3 separate regions of the Homo sapiens genome follow, and all the other regions are linked to region 2. Evidence: chromatin loops called from intact Hi-C (ENCODE). Cell type or tissue: Caco-2. All regions are shown on one strand.

The links. A loop is a pair of places that touch in the nucleus more often than their neighbours do. Peaks named below come from ENCODE experiments on the same cell type or tissue, not always from the same donor. Only the 100,000 strongest peaks of a DNase experiment are listed, where the experiment ranks them.
Region 1: it touches region 2 in a loop (9-fold over the local background); 14 of 110 quality-filtered maps call a loop at or near these places.
Region 3: it touches region 2 in a loop (4-fold over the local background); 3 of 110 quality-filtered maps call a loop at or near these places.

Annotation. Positions count from the first base shown.
Region 1 is chr11:2,266,705-2,274,704 of GRCh38, reverse strand. It overlaps ASCL2 (achaete-scute family bHLH transcription factor 2), which reads left to right and starts at 4,117. Exons shown (of 2, transcript NM_005170.3): 1 at 4,117-4,972; 2 at 5,579-6,207. The coding sequence starts at 4,373. The coding sequence ends at 4,954. In Caco-2, a CTCF peak has its summit at 3,885; DNase peaks (open chromatin) are centred at 2,719, 4,604, 5,324, 5,484 and 1 weaker place; H3K4me3 peaks cover 3,112 bases.
Region 2 is chr11:2,198,250-2,206,249 of GRCh38, reverse strand. No RefSeq gene overlaps it. Among named protein-coding and RNA genes, the nearest start is that of MIR4686, 29 kb to the right of the region's middle. RefSeq lists an enhancer at 977-1,575. In Caco-2, no CTCF peak of the experiment used is centred here; DNase peaks (open chromatin) are centred at 1,209, 2,119, 2,769, 3,649 and 2 weaker places; H3K4me3 peaks cover 1,826 bases.
Region 3 is chr11:2,909,305-2,917,304 of GRCh38, reverse strand. It overlaps SLC67A1 (solute carrier family 67 member 1), which reads right to left. Exons shown (of 11, transcript NM_002555.6): 4 at 7,949-8,000; 5 at 7,595-7,727; 6 at 565-683. Among named protein-coding and RNA genes, the nearest start is that of SLC67A1-AS, 9.7 kb to the right of the region's middle. RefSeq lists enhancers at 2,377-3,078, 4,487-5,190. In Caco-2, no CTCF peak of the experiment used is centred here; DNase peaks (open chromatin) are centred at 4,604 and 5,424.

The sequences.
Region 1 (8,000 bases), 68 kb before region 2:
ACTGTGGGCAGCCACTGCGGAAAACAACATGGTGGTCCCTCAAAAGGTTAAACAGAGGTTTGCCGTATGACCTGGCAACTCCGCTTCTCCGTCTATCCCCAAAAGAACTGAAAGCAGGATCTCAAAGAGATATTTGTACCCCCATGTCCACAGTAGCGTCACTGACGGTAGCCCAAGGGTGGAAACCACCCCAGCATCCACTGACGGAGGAACGGATCAACACCGTGGTCTACCCATACAGTGGAATATTATTCACCCATAAAAAGAGAGGAAATCCTTATGCAGGCTACGACATGGATGAAGCTCGAGGGCATCAGCATCAGTGTAAGAAGCCGGTCCACAAAAAGACAGATGCTGTAGGATTCCACTTACAGGAGGTCTCCAGAGCAGTCAAATCTACAGACACAGAGTGGATGGTGGGTGCCAGGGGCTGGGGGAAGGGTCATGGGAAGCTGCTGTTTAATGGGGACAGACTTTCGGTTTGGGAAAATGAGAAACTTTTGGAGATGGATGGTGGTGATGATTGCACAGCCACATGAATATACTGAATTCCACGGAACCGTGCACTTACAAATGGTTAAGAAGGTCCATTTTATGTCATGTGTATTGAACCACAGTCTGAAAATTCGGAGTATTTTGTAACAGTGAGTGTGACCTGGACTTCATGTTTCAGTGACCAGGAAGCAAGTTTTGTTATTTCTTCCCTGCCCAAGCCTGCATTTGCGCCCCAAGGCAGACGACTCGTGGCAGAGACATGTGACCGTCAAGGCCGAAAATACTTACCACGTGTTCCTTTGCAGAAAAAGTTTGCCTTACCCCTGTTCAAGAGCTCAGGAATGAAGTCGGAGATAGGTAGAGCCTGGGAGAGGTGCCAGGGTGCCCAGGCAAAGGCCCCATGAGGCCGCATGCTTATGTTCGAAGGTCTTCTAACTGCTTTATCAAGATACAGTTCACATTCCACAAAGTGTACATTTCAATGGTTTTTTTGTGTGTTGTACAGAGCTGTGAAGCCAACAGGACAGGCCATGTTAGAACGTTCTTATCCTCTGGGAAAGAAACCACGTACCCTTTCACAGTCACCCCCATCCCTCTGTTGTCACTCCCCAGCCCCTGGCAACCGTGAATCTCCTTTCTGTCTCTGTGAATTTATCGACTCCGCACATTTCATAGACTGAGAGTCTCACGCTACGTGGTCCTCGGTGTCTGGCTTCGTTCACGCGGCCTCGTGTTCTCGAGGTTCACCAGCTTCGTCTCTTTTTAGGGCTGAGTAATCTTCCATTATTCTGGACCATGTTTTGTTTATCCACTCATCTGTTGATGGACATGTGGCTATTTTGAATCCTGCTGCTGGAAACATTCATGTGGGCACCGTGCTTACCAAGGCTGTATTCTCAGAACGGACTGAGAGGCCAAGAGTTCCAGAGAAGACGGCTCAGATAGTGTGGAGACTCACCAGTCCAGGAGACAGCATGCTTCCGAATTAAGGGGGGTGCTGCAGTGTCAAATGCTGCACAGCCGGAGGCACCCAGGAATGAAGGAGGGGCCGAGGCAGGGAGAGACACAGGTCCCTAGGGAATTATTTTTAAGCTAGGCTTTGGGGGCAGACGGGGTTTCCACAGCGGTGGGAGGACCAGATTGGGAAGAGGATGAAGATAGAGAGAGGTGTTGGTGGTGGGGGGGGACTGGCCTGGACATGGCACAGCAGACGCAGGTGGGTGCAGGACTGTGCCTGAGGGCAGGGTAGCAAGAAGCCATGCCTGGGCAGTGAGAGGCTTCAGTTTTTAGACAGGAAGTTCTGGGGTGATCTGAAGAGGGCTTGCAGGTCCTGCTCCGGAGATCTTACCAGCTGTGGAGGGGCTTGGACGAAGACCGGGTAGAGAGCAACCCAGCCGCTGTACCGCTCGTCCCTGTTGACCCCCGGGGTGTATGCAGCCACACCCAGAGCAGCAGAGGGCCCACCCATCAAGTCACAGAATCCTGAGAAATAATACATCGTTGTTCAGACCGCTAAAATCCTGGTGGCTCCTTACACAGCAACAGATGACCGAGGGGCTCCCAGCCCGGGAGGTGGAAATCCAGCAGGGATTTCCAAGGCCTAGTTTGCAGGGCTCCAGGATCGTTCCTAGATCCTGGTCTTGCAGCCTTGACAAGGGGAAGGAGGGAGGCAGCAGAAGGAGGGCAGAACAATCCATGCCAGGCTGTGATTTGCCAAGTGACCATCTGGGAAGAATGGGCTCTCAGACCAGGGACAGGGAGCAGAGGCAAGCCCGCATCTGCCCTGGTTGCAGAACCCGGATTCAGACTCAGGGCCCCGATTTCTGCCTGGATCGCTCCACTGGGCGGAGGAGTGACTGTGGACACATCCAGGGTTCTCTCCAAGTCGGCTTCCTCATCTGCCAAATAGAGACCGCAGACCACCAGCTCCCAGGCAGGTGCTACTCTTCCGGCCCCTCCCAAGGCAGGAGGGCCAGGCGTACTCGAGACACAGGTGTGCTGGGGGCCCAGGTGGGCCAGCCAGCAGCATCCTGCAGGGTAATGGGAGCAGGTGGGCACCCCGAGGCTGGCAGTAAACACTGGCTATCTGCCCCCAGGCTCCCAGGAGGGGTCTTGGGCCTCACCTCCTCCGGCCGGAACAGGAAAGCAGCTCCAGGCAGCTGGGTCCACAAAAATCTCCGTTCCCTGAGGTCTCAGAGGCAGTGGCCCAGGAGCATCTGGTCACCTTCGGGAAAAACCGGCTTGGCAAAGGCTCCCCCGAGGGCACGCGTTTCCCGGACAGTGAGGCAGGACCTAAACTCTTCCGTTAACACTACATTTTTCGCATTTCTGCAGTGTTTGCACTCTCAGGCCCCACCATTTCCCCGCATCTCTTAGGGAGAAGTTCTCGACGTCCCACCTCCCCTGGAAGGGTGCTGCTCCCAGAGACCTTCAGGCCAATGGCCCAATCTCAGTGCCCTCAGGGGAGAGGGGGGTGCAGAAAAACAGCCTGGGTCACAAAAGAGGTGCGAGGGCTGTGAGATCCCGGAGGCACCGACGGGAAGCGAGACGGAGAACAGGAGGGCAGGACGGGCTGGAGGTGGGGGATACTGCAGATGGAGGGAGCCACGGTGGGGGAGGGCGTGGACCTGACCGTCCTGGCACAAGGCGGTCGGGTGCAGACCTCCAGGCCCTCCGGGTTAAGGTGCCGCCCAGAGCCCTCAGGCCGGGGGCGCACGGAAACCACAGGCAGGGTGCGCGTGGAGGGACGGGGAAAGCGGGGCGGGTTGGGGAAGGCGCCCCGGGAACCTGAACCTCCCACCCCGCCTCAGTCTCGACCACTCCTTAAGCCCCACCCCGCCCCAGGTAAGGCGCAGTCCACCCCCATTCCCAGTAGATTAACGCACAGGTGGGGGCGCGCTCGGGACATAGCTGCGCTAGGGGACAGCGCGCCCAGCCCAGTCGCGGGGGCGAGGAGCAGGGCGGGGCCCAGCAGGAACCCAGCTTTGTTAGCGATGCTCCCCGTGAGCCACGCGCCACGCGTACGCGCTTCCTCAATGGGGCCGGGCGTGGAGCCGCGCCCTGCGCGATTGGCCAAACGGGTGGCCCACGATTGGCTGAGACCCTGGCCCCCGCCTCCTCGGCCCCAGGAGGGTGGGGCGTGGGTGTGGGCTGCGCGGCGCGTGCTGCCCCCGGGGATCTTGCGCGCCTCCCGAACAGCCGTGTTGTCGCCAGGGCCGCGCCTTCCCTCCCACAGCGCGCGCTGCGCGTGCGAAGGTCTGGCGGCTCTTGGGACTGGCGGGGCTGCGCGCGGGGTTAGGGTGGGGGTACGGGAAGGCTCAACCCAGGACCTGCGTACCTTGCTTTGGGGGCGCACTAAGCACCTGCCGGGAGCAGGGGGCGCACCGGGAACTCGCAGATTTCGCCAGTTGGGCGCACTGGGGATCTGTGGACTGCGTCCGGGGGATGGGCTAGGGGGACATGCGCACGCTTTGGGCCTTACAGAATGTGATCGCGCGAGGGGGAGGGCGAAGCGTGGCGGGAGGGCGAGGCGAAGGAAGGAGGGCGTGAGAAAGGCGACGGCGGCGGCGCGGAGGAGGGTTATCTATACATTTAAAAACCAGCCGCCTGCGCCGCGCCTGCGGAGACCTGGGAGAGTCCGGCCGCACGCGCGGGACACGAGCGTCCCACGCTCCCTGGCGCGTACGGCCTGCCACCACTAGGCCTCCTATCCCCGGGCTCCAGACGACCTAGGACGCGTGCCCTGGGGAGTTGCCTGGCGGCGCCGTGCCAGAAGCCCCCTTGGGGCGCCACAGTTTTCCCCGTCGCCTCCGGTTCCTCTGCCTGCACCTTCCTGCGGCGCGCCGGGACCTGGAGCGGGCGGGTGGATGCAGGCGCGATGGACGGCGGCACACTGCCCAGGTCCGCGCCCCCTGCGCCCCCCGTCCCTGTCGGCTGCGCTGCCCGGCGGAGACCCGCGTCCCCGGAACTGTTGCGCTGCAGCCGGCGGCGGCGACCGGCCACCGCAGAGACCGGAGGCGGCGCAGCGGCCGTAGCGCGGCGCAATGAGCGCGAGCGCAACCGCGTGAAGCTGGTGAACTTGGGCTTCCAGGCGCTGCGGCAGCACGTGCCGCACGGCGGCGCCAGCAAGAAGCTGAGCAAGGTGGAGACGCTGCGCTCAGCCGTGGAGTACATCCGCGCGCTGCAGCGCCTGCTGGCCGAGCACGACGCCGTGCGCAACGCGCTGGCGGGAGGGCTGAGGCCGCAGGCCGTGCGGCCGTCTGCGCCCCGCGGGCCGCCAGGGACCACCCCGGTCGCCGCCTCGCCCTCCCGCGCTTCTTCGTCCCCGGGCCGCGGGGGCAGCTCGGAGCCCGGCTCCCCGCGTTCCGCCTACTCGTCGGACGACAGCGGCTGCGAAGGCGCGCTGAGTCCTGCGGAGCGCGAGCTACTCGACTTCTCCAGCTGGTTAGGGGGCTACTGAGCGCCCTCGACCTATGAGGTAACAGCCGGGAGGCAGGGAGGAGGGAGGGCCGGGGGCCGGGGTGGAGGGACGGGGTGGGCAGGCCCGGCGGGTCGCGCCCCCAGGAGCCCGCGGAGCCGAGCGCCAGGCCCGAGCGATGGCTTCGATTTCGCTCACTCTTCATTTCCCCCAAAGTTTTTCAAGCCCGTGCAAGACCGGCGTTTGTTTGTCCGGGATTGCAAAACTTCCCCTCGCGGCTCAGCCGCCGACGAGGGAGGGGTAGACGAGGGGAGGGGAGCGGCCGTCGGGCCGTTGAGGTCTCTAGTGCTGGCGGATCCTGGGGCAGATTGGGGTGCTGGAGGCGGGGTGACTTTGCATTGCAAATCGCGCTCCCGGGCCGGGGCGGCAGAAATGAGTCGGCGGGCGCGGAGCCCTGACTCACCGCGGCTCCGAGCGCCCGCCCCGCCCCCGCCGTGTCTCAGACCGAGTCGCGGCACCCACGGACTCAAGACTCCAAAACCAACCGAGCAAACGAAACTGCCGACTTCGCTTGGGGGAGGTGCGGGCAGGGCCGGCCCGGGCGGGGTCTGCCCCGGGCCCGCGCCCGCGTTGACGCGCGTTTGGTTCCCCACCTTCCCCCCGCAGCCTCAGCCCCGGAAGCCGAGCGAGCGGCCGGCGCGCTCATCGCCGGGGAGCCCGCCAGGTGGACCGGCCCGCGCTCCGCCCCCAGCGAGCCGGGGACCCACCCACCACCCCCCGCACCGCCGACGCCGCCTCGTTCGTCCGGCCCAGCCTGACCAATGCCGCGGTGGAAACGGGCTTGGAGCTGGCCCCATAAGGGCTGGCGGCTTCCTCCGACGCCGCCCCTCCCCACAGCTTCTCGACTGCAGTGGGGCGGGGGGCACCAACACTTGGAGATTTTTCCGGAGGGGAGAGGATTTTCTAAGGGCACAGAGAATCCATTTTCTACACATTAACTTGAGCTGCTGGAGGGACACTGCTGGCAAACGGAGACCTATTTTTGTACAAAGAACCCTTGACCTGGGGCGTAATAAAGATGACCTGGACCCCTGCCCCCACTATCTGGAGTTTTCCATGCTGGCCAAGATCTGGACACGAGCAGTCCCTGAGGGGCGGGGTCCCTGGCGTGAGGCCCCCGTGACAGCCCACCCTGGGGTGGGTTTGTGGGCACTGCTGCTCTGCTAGGGAGAAGCCTGTGTGGGGCACACCTCTTCAAGGGAGCGTGAACTTTATAAATAAATCAGTTCTGTTTACCAGTGGCTCCTATCACCTACACTTCCCAGGTGACGGCCAGACTTCCGTGGTCACTACTCCTCAAACCCTGCTGCCTCCTCCGTAGGGTGGGTCTGGGTGAGATCTGGAGTGCAGCCAGGCCGTTGATAGCGGAGCCATTGGGACACCTTGTGAGGCTGGGGGCATCCTCCAGGAGGTGGTGGGCTGGTGGGTTGTCCAGACAGGGCTACTCGCTGGCTTGGAAGCTGCAGGCTGGAGGCTGCTGACCCATCCCGAGGGCTGGGGTAAGTGCTGGGTGTGGGGCTAGGCTGAGGTGGTCTGACCAGAGAGCACCGGCTGTGGGGCTGAGGGCATGGGCTCCTGCGCAGGCCACCACGCTCAGATCTCCACTAACGTGGCAGCTGGGCAGCCCAGGGCAAGTGGGTTAACTTGCAAATGGGTTTGACCAGACCCACCTCAACGGCCTCTGGGAGGAGTTAGTGAGAGGTGCCTGGAGGCTGCCCTCTCGCTAGCTTTGGGTTTTGCCCGCACTGGGGAGGCCCTGCAGGTCTCCGCTCACCTGAATTCTAAGAGCGGCTCTTGAAAGGAACAAGGAAGGCTTGGAAGCTTTGCGCCAGGCTCCCCGCAGCCGGAGAGCTGGCACTGGGATATTACACGGCTATACCTTTGACTCAGGGCCTAGGAGGCTTTGATGTCTCACTGTACCGAAAGCTGCCTTTTAGTGTCCTGGTGGGGGAGGGGTTGTGGGGCTCCCCCGGTTTCTTTAGGGCGCAGAGGCACCCCTTCCTTCAGAAAGGAGTGGTTGGGACAGAGCCGTGGGAGCCCTGCGAGGTGGGAGCAGCTGGTGTTGTCCCAGAGTGGGTGGCTCCTGAATAACCACGGCAACAGGACACCCAGGCTACCGGGATGCCTGGGTCTCAAACGTCAGGCTGGCCAGGTCCCTTCTTATCAGAGGAGCTCAGGGCTCCTCTCTCGCCAGCTGCAGCCTCAGTCCAGGTGGGGGCTCCTCAGCAGCCAAGGTCAAAGCCGAGTCTGTAGCGGGGGTCAAAGGGGTCAGCTGGTCTGATGAGGACCAGGCTCAACTGGGGTCAGTGGACCAGCTGTGGCTTGGGGCTGCAGGGCTCAGGGAACTGGCCTTGGCCAAGGGACAGGAGGGGGCACATTGCCGTGGTCACCCAGGGAGGGACATCCCACAGGCTTCTCCCAGAATCCACACCCGGGTCGGTGGCCTCCCTGAGCCCTCCCCAGGACTCCACACCTTGACCTCAAGGAAAGGCCCACAGCTGCCAGGACCACAGGGGGCTGTTGGGTGGGTGAAGAGGGTAGGGGGGAAACGATGGAAGGCCAGGGCAGAGGAAACGACTGCCACCCACTGGCGTGAAGCGGACAAAACTCTGCAGAGGGTAAGTAGTGCTGCCATTTTTGTTTTCCCATTTTCCCATTTTTCATTTTATTATGGAAAATTTCAAACATACACAAAAGCACCGAGGCCTTTGTTGAGCAGTCTCTGTGCCAGGACTTAGGGTGCATCCGTGTGCCACACAAGCCCGTGCTCGTGGAGCCTGGGTCCTAGCAGTGGACACAGGATCCAACCGTTGTACAGTCTGGCCGGTGGAGGACGCACTGGGCTCCAGGGCAGCCCTGGGAAGCCTCCAGCACCAGTTTCAAGGCCCTTCCTGCCCCATCCATCCCCCACGCCATCCCTGCGTTGCTTTGAAGCAAATCCCAGACTTTGAATCCTTTCACCCGTCATGTTTCACGTGTGCCTCTAAAGGAAACCGCAAAAACATCACCCGCTCAAATGAACCACCGT
Region 2 (8,000 bases):
TTCTCCCAATGTCCCTCCACAACACTCACACGAGGAAAGGAGGCTGGGAGGTGGGGAGGCTGGGAGGTGGGGAGGCTGACAGGCTGGGAGGTGGGGAGGCTGAGAGGTAGGGAGGTGGGGAGGCTGGAAGGTAGGGGCGTGGGGAGGCTGGGAGGTAGGGAGGTGAGGAGGCTGGGAGGTAGGGAGGCTGGGAAGTAGGGAGATGGGGAGGCTGGGAGGTAGGGAGGTAAGGAGGCTGGGAGGCAGGGAGGCTGGGAAGTAGGGAGATGGGGAGGCTGGGAGGTAGGGAGGTGGGGAGGCTGAAAGGTGGCAGGCTGGGAAGTGAGGATGCTGGGAGGTGGGGAGGCTGAGAGGTAGGGAGGTGAGGAGGCTGGGAGGTAGGGAGACTGAGAGGTAGGGAGGTGGGGAGGCTGGGAGGTAAGGAGGCAGGGAGGCTGGGAAGTAGGGAGGTGGGGAGGCTGGGAGGTGGGGAGGCTGAGAGGTAGGGAGGTGGGGAGGCTGGGAGGTGGGGAGGCTGAGAGGTAGGGAGGTGGGGAGGCTTGGAGGTAGAAAGGTGGGCAGGCTGGGAGGTGGGGAGGCTGGGAGTTGGGGAGGTTGGAAGGCAGAGGGGCTAGGAAGTGGGGAGGCTGGAAGACTGGGCTGTTGGGAGGTAGGGAGGCTGGAGGCTGGGCAGTAGGGAGGTGGAGAGGCTGGGAGGTGGGGAGGCTGAGAGGTGGGGAGGTGGGGAGGCTTGGAGGTAGAAGGTGGGCAGGCTGGGAGGTGGGGAGCCTGGGAGGTGGGGAGGCTGGAAGGCTGGGAAGTAGGGAGGTTGGAAGGCAGAGGGGCTGGGAAGTGGGGAGGCTGGAAGGCTGGGCTGCTGGGAGGTAGGGAGGCTGGAGGCTGGGAGGGAGGGAGGTGGGGAGGCTGGAGGCTGGGAGGGAGGGAGGTGGGGAGGATGGCTGGCTGGGATGTGAGGAGGTGTGGAGGCTGAGCCTTGGCAGAATGTGGGCTTTTTTCAGCGAATCACTAGCCCCTGAAGACAGCCCAGGTCAGGTGCAGCACCGCCCCAGAGGCCAATTAGTGATTTGTCACCCTCTGCCTTGGGGAACAAGGCTGCCAGGAGTCCTGCCCCCAGCCACAGCATCCAGCTATGCTCCCTGCCCTCTGGCAGGAGGTAGGGAAACCTCTGCTTTCACATCTGTGGGGAGGCCCCCATACTTGGCCCCTGCCCTTCAGGCCCAACCCACCCTGTCATGGAATCCTCTAGAGTCCTTGAAGGGGCAGAGTCCCACCCCCACCAGGAATTCCATCGGTGATCCTAGGAACGGAGTCCCGGAAGGCCTGCTCCTACGGCCCTGGGGGCAGGAATTGAAGCAGGCGCTCCCTTTAGGCAGCGGGACAGGATGGTGCCGTACAGACACTCCAAGTCCCTCTCCGTGTGACTGGATGTCACCACCTTCTGACCCTCAGGCTCCGGAGGGTCCTAGGAGAGGATCCCCGCCCAGGGTTGTGGAGAGGAGCGAACCGGATCCTGGGGTCAGGCTGCGTCCTGGCACCTGGCACACAGTAGGGCTGCCATCAGGCATGTCCACCCATGCTGTGGACCTTTGCTACTGCCAGGGCAGTGGAAGGGGGCACCTAGGCTGTAGCAGGGGAGCTCTCAAGGGCCCCCCCTCTGTGCAGTTCAGCCGAGGCCAGGCCTGTCCCATCAGGGTGAGGCTTCCCTTGGGGTGAGGGGTCCTCCTCACCTCCTGATCGTAAAGGCCCAGGGCTGGGCTAGGGACCCCGGTGTTAAAAGGGCCAGAAAATGCCGTCCAGGCAGATAGTCCCAGGGAGAGGGCCCAGAGCACCTGCCGCCAGGCTAGGGACGCACGAGGGGGCCATGGTGTCACCCAGCACCCAGCACCCCCCAGAAGCTCCTGGATCCCCGTTAAAACTGGGTGATCATTAAGTGGAGTGCGGTTGTGTCACAGCCCCCAGAAGCCCCACCCACCACTCCCCAGCCACCCCTGGGAGCAAGGCCCTCACCCAGAGAGGTGGGGTGTCACCGGCCTGGCCAGAACCTCAGGGTGAGGCAGGGGCCTCGGGTCACTGCAGGGGGCCTCCAGTGGACCCAGGGGTGGGGCTGACCCCAGCCGCTCCCTCTGGAGATAGAGTTCTGGATGTTTCTACCCTTGCTCCGACTGCCAGCCGCCCCTTGGGTGGGGCCCTTTGATGTCCCCGAACTCACAGGTGGGCGGGGCCCCGAGGCCTCCCCTGGCCCTTTGAAGCTGGGAACTCTTGTGGCCCAGTCCCAGCAGACACAGGCTAACACCGCGTTCACCCTGGAGTCCACCGGCTCCCCCAGCCCAGCCCCAGGATCCCAGGCCTGCTCTCCTCAGGGGTCCCTGGAGGGCCAGTTCCCAGCCTGTGGTCCAACATCCTCACCTCCCTGAACCTCCATAGCAATAGCTGCTGGTTTGGCCCCTGGCTGAGCTGTCTCCTGGTCTCCCTTGTCTCCATTAGCACCCTGTTCTTTAGGTAAGGAAACTGAGGCACAGGGGCTTGGGAAGGCAGAAGCCCCACCCACGGGAGTCATCAGGCAGAGGGAGGGAGGTGGGATGGGAGAAATAGGAGGCCACGGGCTTGCAGGGGTCTGTATCCCAGAGTCCCCCTAACCTGAGGGTACCTGCCCCCCAGGCCTCCCGGTGACCTGGCGGAGGGGCCGGCGGCCAGGTCCCAGGCTTGCTGTGCCGGCACCCCACAGAGGCACAGGGGCAGGGACCAGGCCTTATCAGAGCGGCCGCCCGCCACCCGCCTGCAGCTGACAGAGGGATGGGGAGACCAGCCGTAAACCCGTCTGTTCCCCTAAAGGAGAGAGGGAACAAAGGCATAGGCTAATAAAACTCAGATCAAAGCTGACTTATCTCTTCATTTTGCTATTAAAATTTAGAATCAAAAGGGAAGGCGGCCCCTTTATGGTTCAGGATTACAGAGATTTCTGTGCCTGTGGGGCCCTGCAGGGCCCCCGCTGCCCATCCCAGCTTCAGAGCCCTAGCCTCGGGCTGCAAGGGTTCCTGGAGTTGACCTTCCCAAGGGCACTCCTGGGACATGGGCTCCAGGTCCCTCCTGGGCCTCGGGGGGCCACAAGGAGGGAGTGAACAGCTCTACCTAAGGCCCCCTTGAGACACCAAGACACCCCGTGGCTGACCTCCCCACACCGATGGCTCTGCAGGTGAAGGGGTTTCCTGGCCTGCGCCCTGCGCCCTCTTGTCTCTGCAGAAGACCTCCCTCGGTCCCCAGTTCCTGAAACTCCTAGACCCCTCTAGGAGGGAGACAGCCAGAGGGGCAGGGCCTCTGCCAGCTGCACCCAAGTCAAGCCTGGAGGCCACAGGGCTGGGTGGGTGGGTTCCTCTCCTCCATTTCTCGGCTGTCCCAGGTCTCTGGGGTGGGGGGCACCACTCAGCACCGGATGGAGTGGAACCCCTGGAATCTTGGGCAGCCAGGCAGTCACTCCGGCAGGCCCTGCGTCCGCAGCAGAGGCCCCTGTGCACTGCGCAGGTGACACGCGCGGACCTGTCTGCACCTACCCAGGCTTGCTGTGACACACGGTCCAGTCCCGTGTGTGAGCACGTGCCCAAGCTCCCGTCGGCCGGCGCCCCTCCCCCATGCCCAGGGGGGCCCCGCACGCTTCCTGTGCACGCTTCACCTCTTCTCTAACCAACGCCTGAGCTCCCTGCTCCCTGGTAGGAAGCTGGCGGCCCTTCCCTTCCAAACAGGCCTGACAGGTTATGACACTGAAGATTACAAACCTCCCCCAGGGTGGGTGGGGGAGGGGCGAGGAGGGAAGGTAGACTTCGGGGCAGGGGCTTTGAATGGCCTTCAGCCCCTACCCCAGATGTCCCGGTGCCCAGAGGCTGGACCCCGTAACCTTCATCTCCACACTCCAGGGGTGCAGGACATTCCTGGGTGGAGTGTAGGCCCAGGGCCAGGTGAAGGAGCCTTCCCTAGGTGGCTCTTGCAGGCACGGGCCAGGGCGGGGCAGGCGGGGCAGGCAGGGCAGTCCTGCCATGCCCCAGGTGCCCAGGGCTACCCTCTCCACCATGCTCTGAGCCCTGGCATGAGCTGGGTTTGGAGGGAGGGGTTGCCACGTGGATGCAGGTTCCAGGCATGGATGAGGGTGGGGTCTGGCCTCAGCCTCCTTGCTGCCCAGACATTGCATTTTTGGGCAGGGCCTGGCAGACACCTGGGATGAACCAAGCACTAGAGGACCATGTGGTCTAGAACTCATGGGGGTCTTAATGGCCCCCATGGGGGAGGGAGAGGAGGAAGGGTTGAGGGATCCCCTCTGTTTCAGAGGAGTAGAGGACCTTTCTGCTGGGCCTAGAAGACAAGAGTGACTGGACAGCACACAGCTCCTAGCATCCCCTCAGCGGGGTCCTGAGATTCCCCTACAGGGAGACATTGTACAGATGTGTGCACCCATTTATCTACTAAATCTTAATGTGGTATACTGATGCTTGGCAGAGGACTTAGAAGGTACCCAGTTAGCAGTGGGCAGCCCCCCTACCATGGCTAAGCCCCAGGTGGGCCAGGGTTTCAGGGTTACGTTAACTAGCTACCAAGTCTGACATTGGTAAGGATTGGGGTTTCAGAGAACTGGAGGTCTGTTAGGTCTGTTTACAAGAGGGTCAACCCAGGCAAATGTCCAAGCTGGCAGGGACCAGAGTTGAGTCTTTAGACTAAGGATATGGTGTTTGGAATACAGCAAAGGTCTTTCTTCTCAGTTTCCATCCACCCATTTATCCATCATCCCACTTATCCATCTATCCATCTATTCATCCATCCATCCATCCATCCATCCATCCATCCATCCATCCATCCACCTCATCCATCCATCCATCCATCCATCCATCCATCCATCCATCCATCTATCCATCCATCCATCCACCTCATCCATCCATCCATCCATCCATCCATCCACCCATCCACTTATCCATCCATCCATTTTGCCATCCATTCATTCATCCCTTTACCCATCTCTCCCTCTCTTCCTCCCGTCATCCTTTGATCTGTCTGTGCATCTATCTTTAGGCACCTATCTACACATTTATGTATCTATTCATCCATCTATCCATTAACTCTCACCACTTTTATGAGCAGATGGGCATGGGTTAAATCACAACTTATCTCTTATTAGCTTAAGAGCTTTTGGGGTCCAGAGAGTACATGTCTCAGTGTGCCCATAATCATATGGGAGGGGTCCCAGAAGTTCTTTCATGAATAAATCTTCCTAAAGCAGTTGGACTGTTTTATTAATTCAGTTGCTTTGAAAATATCTCTTTTTCACCTTCATAGAGAATTGACCTTTGGTTGTTGGTCGACTCTGAGTCCAGGTTTGTTCTGCAGTTGGGTGGTCCCCGTCCTCTCTTGTGGGGGCTGCTCGAGGGTGAAAAAAGGAACTGGCAGATGACAGGACACCCCCGGGAAGGTGGACAGATGTGGGTGGGCGGCTGGGAGGAAGGGCTGTTGGAATAGGCTGTCTGGGGCCAGGAGGCAGGCAACAAGCCCAGACGCCAGGGCAGTCCTTCCCCAGCTGATGGCCTTGCCCATGCGTCCACCTCTGCAGCCTCCGTGTCTCCTTGGTGAAGTCTGGGAGTGTCTGCTTTGTGGGAAGAGGGTGAGGATCCAACAGGACCGTGGCCCATCGTGGGGGTTCTGTAAAGGGCGTAGGTGTGGCCTTGGTGGAGGTAGTCAAGGCTAAATGAGGGCACAAGTGTGGGCTCTGACCCCATACAGTGAGTATCCTTATAAGAAGAGACCCCACAGCACTTGCTTGCTGTCCATGTGAGCCTGGGGAGGCCCCGACGGGGAGCCAAGAAGCGGGTTCTCACCAGCAACCGCATCTGCTGGCCCCTTGATCTGGGCCGCCCAGACCCCAGAGCTATGGGAAATGAATGCGTAGGGTTTAAGCCCCCAGTCTGTGGCCCTTTGTTCTGGCTGCCTGAGTTGACTGAGCTCTCAGGATAGCGAGCGTCTTTAGTCCCGGAGGCCGCCCACCAGGGCAAGATTGTGCAGGCCACTGCTTTCTCTGCCCTGGCCTGTCCAGAGCCCTGGTCGTTCTGTGCCCGCTCCCTGTCCAGCCCCTGCCTCTGTCTTGCCCTCACCTCCACACCCTGTCTGTCCTGCTCAGCACAGGGGACATTTTCTCCAGGTGGAACGGCCATCCAGTGCTCACCGGTGTGCCCGGGTAGGTGCCAGGGTGGAGGATGGGCTGGGACACGGGTGGGGAGGGGGATCTGGCCTGCCTTAGGATGCAGACTTAGGCCTCTCGGAGGAGCCCCGGTCCTATCCAGCTCAGGAAGGGGGCTGCTGGGCTGAAACAAGCAACTGGGGAGTCTGGGGACCCAGAAACACCTTGGGGCTCTGGGCTCACACCCTGCTAGCTGCAGGGCTGGCCCCGTGAGCCATCAGAGGAGCCAACAGCGCACCTGCGCTGAACGCTGCACCATGAGCTGACCCCGGGCCCCTGCCACCCTGCCGGCCATACCACATTCAGAGTGGGGCAGCATGCAGTAGGCGCTTATAAAGGCCTCGGCCAGAGTGGCCCAGCAACAAGTCTGCAGCAGGGCAGTCATGGGATGGGCCCCAGCTGTGGCCTGGGGGTTCTGTCCAGGGCCCACTGCAGCAACGGGCTGCTCCTGGAGGTGGGGCATTCTCTGTGCTCAGCCTCAGAGGTCCCTGGTGGATGCCAGGTCACCTGACTGTCCAAAAGTTCCAGCAAAAGGGCCCCTGTCTTGGGAAGGCCCAGGCTGAGGAGGGGAGGATGGCCCGACCTTAGGGGACATAGTCAGAGACTATGCTTTCAAGCCTCCATGGCCTCCCTTGCACGGCAGAGAAGTGGGTATAGAAAGTATGGTCAGGGAGCCCAGTGGAGACGGAGCTGGCCAGCCAGGAAGGACCTAGGTATTCTGGGCAGGAGGGTGAGAAGGGCTCCCTCCTCCAGGCCTGCCCAGGCCGCCTCCTGCTCCAGGCTCCGCTAGCTGCCCCGGGCTCCGCTAGCTGCCCTGTTCCCCGCACCACCACGTCCCCTCACGCCTGCGGCAGGGAAACAGGAGATGCTGTGGTTTTGTGACGTCTGCCCTCATGTCCCCAGCTGGAGGCCCTCTGCGGGTCAGCCTGTCTGACTCTCACCCACTCCTGGTTGTCCCTGTCTGCAGGTGCTGGCTGTGCTGGACAAAGGGCTGTGCCTTGGCTGGCAGTCCTCTAGGCCATTGGTCTGTGGCTGTCTGTCTGTGGTGGTCAACCTGCCCAGGGCAGACAGTGAGCTATGCCAGCCAGGCCCTGGCTCCCACTGCTCAGCTCAGAAGGTCCGGGGCTAGGTATGTCTGTGAGGGCTGTGCTGTGCCGACTTCGGACACCCAGGCGCGAGACCCTGCAGGCACAGGTGACTTTTGGTGCTGGAACAGTTGTATTCCCAGCCAGTAGCCAGGCCTAGCGCTAGTTAAAGGAGGGATGCTGGCCCTGTGGAGGCGAGAGGCCCAGCACCAGGTGGCCTCGTCTTGCTGTCCACCAGAACTGGGACGACATGGGGCTGGGCTGGCCTGTGAATGACCACATGGCAGGCCCAGCTCCTAGTTCTGTGGAGCAGGGGCCACGACCCCTTCCCTGCCAGTGGCTGTGAGGACAGGATCCTGGAGGGGGAAGGGATGCACCCGACATCCCTGGGGTGGGTTTTGAGGAGGAGCCCTCCTGATCCCAGGTGAAGATACTGGCCAGGCCTGGTCCCTGGACAGCCCCTAGAAAGGTGCCGCCTGCCAGGTCTCTGGGTCCTTGAGGTGGGCTCAAGGCCACCTCAGCAGACGACTCATGCCATGTCCCCACCCCGACGTGCATGCCAAGTCCAGTGACTGTGGGGACTCCAGGGGCCCCCACTGGCCCCCTCCTCTGTCCCCTGAGCTGGGCTTTGCCCTGGGAGAAAGGAAGCAGCGAGGTCCTGAGTGGGATGGCACAGGGCACGTGGGGTGTGGGTGATGGAGGAC
Region 3 (8,000 bases), 710 kb before region 2:
GTCCCTAGGCACCGAGGCATGGGCCCTGCCACGTGCCTGGCACAAAGGGGCTGCGTTCAGCAGGGGGCCAGCCTTGAGGGGACCCCCTCTGAGGAGCCTTGGCCTCTCCTCATGGGACCAGCCTGACCATCCTCTGCCCTCCACCAATGAGTGCCCCTCGGGCAGCACCCTCGCCTCTCCCTGGACACTCAGAGCTTCCGGAGCCTTGCTGGCCCACCCACCCCATTGGGGGGGTCCCTCCTGGTCCTCCCCAGGCCTCTCTGGGCCTCCCCTCCTAGCACCTTCCCTGTCTGGGCCTCCCCTCCTAACGCCTTCCCTGTCTGGGCCTTCCTGCCTCTCTGGGCCTCCCTGCCTGCCGGAGCCCCACTTCCACCTCTTCATGACCACACCTCACTTGGCTTCTATGATGTCAGCAGCTGGGAAGGGTTCAAGGAAGGCAGGAGGGTGTGAGTAGCCCCCAGATTTCCCCTCAGGCCCCCCGTACCCCTTGGCTGGAGCACGCAGGCCTAGCCAATGCCTTCCATTGCCCCAGCATCTGGGCAGGGTGTACCTGGCGGGGCTTACCTGGCAGTGGAGCCTGGGCGTCAGTTTTGGCCCCTTTGGTGCTGGCGGGGATGCAGGTGAAGCTGAGGACAGCTCCCAGGAGGGTGGCCAGGGCAGCCAGGATGGCCGGGCACTGAATCCTGCGGGCAACAGCCTCGGCTGCACAGGGTGCGGGTCCCAGGGCCCAGGCGCCCCAGCCACATCCCCCAACCTGCACCTTTGGTTGCACTAAAATAGCTTAAATCTGACCTCCCACATCCCCACAGTCTGTGGCCTAAAGAGTGGGGACTGGGACCCTCAGAGCACATTTATTAGGTGATGGATGAAGGAATGGGTGGGGCGCTCACCATCCCTGACCCTCGCCACGCCATGCAGGCCCCGGCAGCCCCTGTGGGTAGCAGCTGTGGAAGCCAGGCTGGTGAGCGCCTGGGGCAGGTGGCGGATCCTCCCAGGAACAGCAGCTCCCACGCTGGCCAAGGTCAGGAGAGGCTCCAAAGGGCAAGCCTGGTGTGCATGTCCCTGGGAGGGGCTCTCCGAGACCTGGGCACCTGTGCTGTGTCATGGGGATGGCTATGCTGCCTCCCCAGCGTGGGCAAGGGTGGGCCTGGCATTCAGCAGGCCCTCAGAAACCGACCCCCCTCCTGTTGGCCCCTCCCCACTTTCTAGAGTGTGGGGCATGCTGGGCTTGGAGGGGGCTTTGGGCTGGGATCCCAGAGCCTTGCAAAGCCCCGGAGGTGCCCCTCAGGCTGCTTTGCCACCTTCCCACCTTCCTGGGCCACTACCAAGGCCTGGGACTCTGGCTGTACCGTCAGCTTCCCTGCCATGAGTCCCCACCTGGAAACTTGGCCTGTGATTCCCCTGGAAGGAATCGGCAGGTCTTGTCTCCTGGGGACGGAGGCACCTGAAGCTGGCTGTTCCAACTGTCACCATTGCCTCCTGGGGGCTCAGCCAGCCCCCTCCCCTCAGGGAGAGACAGGAGGAAGTTGGGGCTTCCTACTGAGCTCGTCTGTAAGGCCTCCAGGCCTGTGCCGGACCGCCACGGCCTTCCTCTCAGCAGCTGAGCAAACTCCTATACAGCCTGCAAGGGCCCTTCTTGGTGAGGCCCCAGCCCTCCTTCCCAGACAGCATGCCATCTGAGAAGGACTCGCTTTACCAGCTGGCTAGAATCTGGCCCCTGAGGGCAGGTGGTCCAGGGTTGGACCCTGCGCGGAGACCGCAGTGATCATTAGATGATCGGACAAATGTGTGAGCCATTCACACACGCAGCACAAGTTCTGCCCCAACCTCAACAGATCCTCCAAATCTGCCCTGGCCAGGGCCTCAGGGCACAGGCACCCAGTAGGGGTCAGGGTCCTGGAAGATGCCCTTGCACCCAAAAACAAGGCCAGCCACAGGCCACCATGTCCCCACCAAGGAGTTCAAAGAAAGGACTTTCCTCGCCCCTCTTCACCGCAGCCACATGCGCACACACACACACACACGGGCAAACTTGTACACACACTTACCTGCATCCGTTTGCCAGAGCAAGGAGGGGACTTGGAGCCACACTGACTAGGACAGTCAGTGGGGCCACCTCTGAGTCCAGAGAGTCTGGGCATTGGCCACCCCTCATTTCTGAGGTGGGACCCCTAAGCTCACATCAGTCTAGGGGGGTGCTGGCATATCCACCCCACCTGTGCTGCTGCCCCCGCCAATCCATCAGGGCAGCTCCGACTCCTGCAGCACCCACCGCCCAGGACGTCAGCTACTCAGGTTTTCTGGCTGCTGGGGTTCCGCACGAATGGGCCCTTCCTTTGGGAAAATGCCAGGGAAGGGGAACGGCTGGGCTCGGGCGCCACAGCTTGTCCCTCCAGCCAGCAGGCACAGATGTATGGCGCAGGAGGGACAACTGGCCCCTGTGGCCAGCCCCAGAGAGACGGGCCCTTTCTTTGGGACCCTGGCCTCAGAGGCCTGCGTGTCACAGCTCAGGGTCTGGCTGGGCAGGGGCAAAACCTGCCTTATTTGCCAGATGTCCCAGAAGTACACAGGAGCAGACGCACCACTTCGATGGCTATTTTAGGAGGCTGGTGACAAGCAAGGCATGGTGGCAGGAAGCCAGGCCCTCGAGCGGTGGTGGGTAAACCAAAGGCCTGTGCTGCTGTGGGCAACAGGAAAGCCTGGGGCTGGGGGACCCTGGAGGGCCCCAGGAGGTAGGGAGTCAGGTCCCACCACTGTGCCAGGGGCCGTGGGTGGCTGCTGGGGGAGACGCAGGCTGTCCTTCCCCAGTCACAGCTCTCCTGCTCCCCAAAAATGAACTGCCAGGAGGGAAACGGGAGTGGGAAGGAAATCCAGCACGCTGGCCCCAGCCCTGGGGCCTCTGCACGCCGGACAGCCTGGGCATCCCCCGGGACCATTGACTGGAAGCACCCTTAGCACGGTGCCGTCAGCCCCTCCTGCTCAGCCCCCCTCAACCTCACCACGACCTGCCAGACGCAGGGGCACGCTGGCTTCCCGGGGCTCATCCAACACTTTTATCAGTGGAGCCACGACCAGGAAGGTGGGGACAGGTTAATTTGTCTTTGTCTCCTCCTGCTCTTTCAGTTGAATGGATTACAGGAGTGTCTGTCTGGATGCTGTTGAAAGGACACTGGACAGGACTCAGGGGACCCACAGCCTCTGTCCCTTCTCTGCCGCTTACCTGCTAGGTGACCTCATTTCCTTATATGCAAATGAGGGCTGGGTTCACAGCTGCCGGCTGCCCCTAACTCCACTGTTCTGGGGCCCCTCTGGACCTGCAGGGCGCAGCCCACCTGCATCCTGCCCACCAACCGCAGCCCACACCTGAGGCTGCCCAGATAGCAGGGCGTGGAGTTGGCTTTCAATCGCGTCTCCAGGAACCTCTGCTGAAGTCTGGGCTTCTGTGTGTTCTACGGTGACAAGCCCTCATCAAGCCTCACCTTACTCTGAGGCTCTGAAAGGGGACGCACAAGGTGACAGCATGTGCCCAGGTCATCCTGCTGCCAGGAGCGAACCCACAGGTGGGGCTGAGGCTAGGTCAGCTGGGACCTGGCTTTGTGGGACACCTAGCTCACAAGACGATGGGGCAGGGGGCTGTCCAGAGCGTCCCTGGATGTCCAGCCCAGGGCTGAGAGAAGTCATCCGTGCTCCAGGATGCTGCAGTTAGAACCATGTTTGAAAATGAACATCTTGCCATGCCACTCCTAACGCAGCTGCCGTCTGGCTTCCAGCGTGCCCCAGAAGGTCCTAAAGGCCCCTCTGGCCTGACCCTTCCCAGTCCTCGTGTCTCCTCGTACCTGGTCCCCCCATTCCCCAAACACATAGCCCTCCAACCAAACCACAAGCTCCCTCCTGCCCCAAATGGGCTCTGAGACTGGAGTGACTCACGGGCCCAGCAGGAGGCCTGTCCAGCCTGCTGCTCAACAGGGCTGTCCTGAGGGACAGCGGGGCCAGAACCATCTCAGCGGGGCCTGCTGCCTGCCCACTGTGGGAAGAACAGAAAGAACCGGAGTGTCCTGGGCACTGCGAGGTACACGAACTAAGGCAGTAGCTGAGTCACCTGGCTGGGGGGGCGGCGGGCCTGGGTCGCCCATATCCTGCTGCTCCCTCAGCTGCCTGCCAGCCCCTGCCCTGCATCTATCTGCCCCCGAGAGCCTCTTCCCTGTACAGCAGGTGCCCTGTTACAAACACCCCTGCACTCCTCAGCCTCCGCTCAGCGCTTGGGGTGCCCTGGGTCGTATGGGACACTGCTCACCTCCCCTCCCATCCCCTCCTCCCTCTCTGAGCTCCAGTGCCCCTGGCTCCTTGTTTTTTCTTGGCTGGGCAGGGGTGTCCTGCCCACAGGGCCCTGGCACCCCCATGGCACCGGCATGGCCCTGGTGGCTGCCTGTCCACCTGGGGAAGGCAAACCCTGCAGGGCTCCCTGCTGTCTGGCTCAGGATAGGACTCTATGGCCCCTCCCCATCCCTCCCCAGTCTGTGAGGGGCTGGGCTCAGAACATGAGTCACAGAGCCACCCCCCACCCAGCGTGTGTGCAGTGACTCAGGTCCCGGGTCCCTCCTCAGGCCAGCCTGGCCTCTCAGCCCTGGGCTCTGGAGGCTGGGCCCAAACCAGTTATACCAGTGCCCGCCCCCGCAGCCTGTGGGTGCCAAGTCCACTTCCTCCTCCCACCTGCTGCCCAGGTGGGTGCGGATGAGGCAGGACTGGGGCCTTCCAGAGGAATGGGATACACAGGTGGGTGGGCAGGGAGGGAAAGCCCACACATGTTGTGCCTCGGTTTCCATCAAGGAAGGGCAGGAAGGCTGCAAGGCGGGGGATGTTCACAGCTGCACCAGACTCCTGCCCCGCACCAGGCCAGGAGCCAGAACAGGCTGCAGGCGTTGGGGCAGCTGGACCAAGAGGGCCAGGGGGCTGGCCCTTGCCATGGGGCACCAGGCTTTGGAGCCTGGCTGGCACCTGGCCCCACTGCCTTCGGTGAGCCCCCGAGGGGGAGGTGTGGGCCTCCCTCACCCTGTCTGGGTTGGACAAAGGCAGATTACCAGCCACAAGGTCAACCCCGCAGCCCTCCTGTGCCACCACCACTCTGGGCAGCCAGCTTTTGCCACAGTGCCCAAGCAGCACCCCGTGTCTTGGGTGTGGTATGAGGAACCTGAGGGAGTCCCACACTGCCTGGGCCTTGGACGGGGACTGGGGAGCTCCATGGAGGGAGCCTCATCATCTCCTGGGCCTCGGTTACCCCTCCCATCAAAGGAAATGTCACAGCTGGTCTGATTATGAAACGTCAAGATTGTAAAGCGCCTCAGATCTTGGGATGAATGGAGGCAGGGAAGCGAATGGAATGTTCTGGCAGGTGTGGGCAGAGGTAGAGGCCGTCTTGGCAGCTACTGGGAGGGAGAGGGACATGAGTGGTGTCTTCTGGGTCAGCAGCTGTGATGGGGGAAAGGGCAGGTGAGGACAGGAGGGGACCTGTGGCCTCGTAGACGGGCCTGCAGGAGGCATGTGTGCTGAGCTGCTCCAGCACCATGGCCACGGCTTACTGCCTGAGCGAGCTCGGACCCTCCCAGCATCGTTGTGGGTGAGTAAGGGCAGGGGAGGGCCCATTTCATAGGTGAGGAAGGCTGGCCAGGGAAGGAGGCGGCAGCAGGCGGCTGGGCCCTGAGCCGGCAGAGTACCTGGGGGTGGGCAGCACCCTGGGATGGCAGCCGCCCAGCTCAGCCACCTGCTGGGGCCCAGTGCTCCTCCCCGTGCCCTCCTCACGCCCTTCCTCACCCTGGCCACCCTGGAGAGACAGGCCCTGGGTGGTGCCGGCTCCCCACACCTCACACCTGCCAGCCCCCTGGCCCCAGGGTGAGCCGTCCCTGCTGTCCCACCAGAGCTGCCCACACAAGTGCCCTAAGCCCCATCCTCCAGGGACACCCTCCCAGCAGTGTGCTTGGCTCCCACATCAGCCCTTCCCTCTCCCTGGGGCGCCTCCCCATGGCTCCTCCCACCCTGAGCATAGCCTCCTGGACCCACCTCTGCCCCCATTTATAGCACGACTTCCCGACCCCCTCTCTTTTCTCCCCATTTCCCTTGATCCGTCTATTGCATGAGGCTTCTGCGGCTGGCACTGACTTGAGGGGGTGGTGCTGGTCCAGCACTGGGGTGGCCTCCCTGCTGCAGATGGTGGGCCACTGTGGCTTCCTTGGCCACCAGCGGTAGAGGCACGGGTCCCTGACCCCCACAAATCCAGTGGCCCTTGGCTCCCAGGACGTGCTCCCTCCTCACCTCCCAGCCCCGAAACATGAAGTGCTGGGGGGCGCAGGGCTCCGAGCCATCCACACTTGAAGATGCACCCCATTTCTCCCCCTTATCTGGGTGCCTACTCAGTAGCTCCCTGGAGTGCCTGACAGGCACCCAGGCTGGGCCTGAACAAGACCCAAATCCCAGTGGCACCCCAGGCTGCTTGGGCCTCTGCGCAAGGCGCCAGGCTCCCCAGGGTCAGGCACGGCCTTGGCACTGCCATCTTGAGTTCCCACCCACATCCCACCCACTGGCAAAACCCAGCCAGAATCTACCCTCTGCTTTCTCTCATCACGGTCCCCTCTGGTCCAGCCACTGTCCTCCCCCACCTCGGCCGGCACAATGGCTGTCCTACCGGTCTCCCTGCAGGGGAGCTCACCCCCCATTCTCACCCCTGCTGTGCCACCCAGGGCACCCCGGCCTGGTGCCTGCCCCTTCTTCCTCCCTCCAGCCACACGGCCCCCTGGCTTCCACACCCAGGGCCTCTGCACCGTGGTTTCTTTGCCTCCCTCTCCTGCTTCAGGCCTCGACTCAGATGCCGCCTCCTCAGACAGGCCCTAGTGATCCCATCCATCGAGCCCCCAGTTCTACTTTGTGACTTTTTGCTCCATGTAGCTCAGCCTGATGTTACGGGAATTCCTATCACATTCCCTTCATCCCAGGGACTCAGCCTGTGTTGTCTGCCGCTGTATTCTAGAACCAGAGTCCTGGGGGCAATGTTGAGGTGTTCAAACTACCCACCCCACCCCACTCCACCTCCTGCTCACAGCCATCAGCAGCCATCAGTCCCCAGCCCAGGCTCCAGTGAAAATGCTGGGAGAACGTTCGGGGACTCAAACAAGGCCGGCAGCACAGCCCTAGAGACCTCCGGAGAGGGAGGTGTGCTCTGGGCACCGTCCAACAGCTCAGCCCCGCTGCCACAGCATCCCAGTCCCAGGGTGCTCCTGTCCCCAGCAGGAGGCTGCTGGGAGGCCTCCCTCCTCTCAGGGCCTCAGTTTCCCCAGCGTCCCAGTGGGGCTGTGCGTGGACAGCTTGGCAGTCCAGTCGCGCCCCGGACAGCACTGGGACATCACCTGGCCCTATCCAGGGCCAGCCAGCCCGGGAGGTCAGGCCTAGGCCTCGCGCGGGGCCAGACGTCCCCAGTAGCCACATCACGTGGCCACTCGCGCCCCACGAGCAAAAGAGGAAACCGAGGCCAAGAGGAGGCGGGGCGGGGCCGACCCAGCCGCGGGCGTCCTGACCCACAGACTCCGCCCCGGCCCCCACCACTCACCCGTACGCGGAGACCAGGGTCCCGCCCAGCAGGGAGCCGAGGATGACTCCGACGCCGAAGCAGAGGCCCAGCCGGCCCAGGGCCGCGGGCCGCTCCTCGGGTGCCGACAGGTCCGTGATGACCATCTGGGCGGCTGGGGACGGGGCGGGGGAGCTGAGCGGCGAAAGCCCCTCGGTGGGGCCCTTCCCCCCCTGACCCGCCCCTCCACAAGCCACGCCCCACGTCGCCCCCCACCCCCGTCCAGCCCTTAGGGCCAGACCCCGCGCGCACGCAGACCTCCCTGGAGGTGTCCCGGGTCCTCCGCAGGCTGCCCCCGACCCGGCCCCACCTGGACTCCAGTCCCCCCGGCCCTACCTGGCAGCGTGTGCATGAGCGCTCCGGGCAGGCGCGAGGCGAAGAGCAGGTA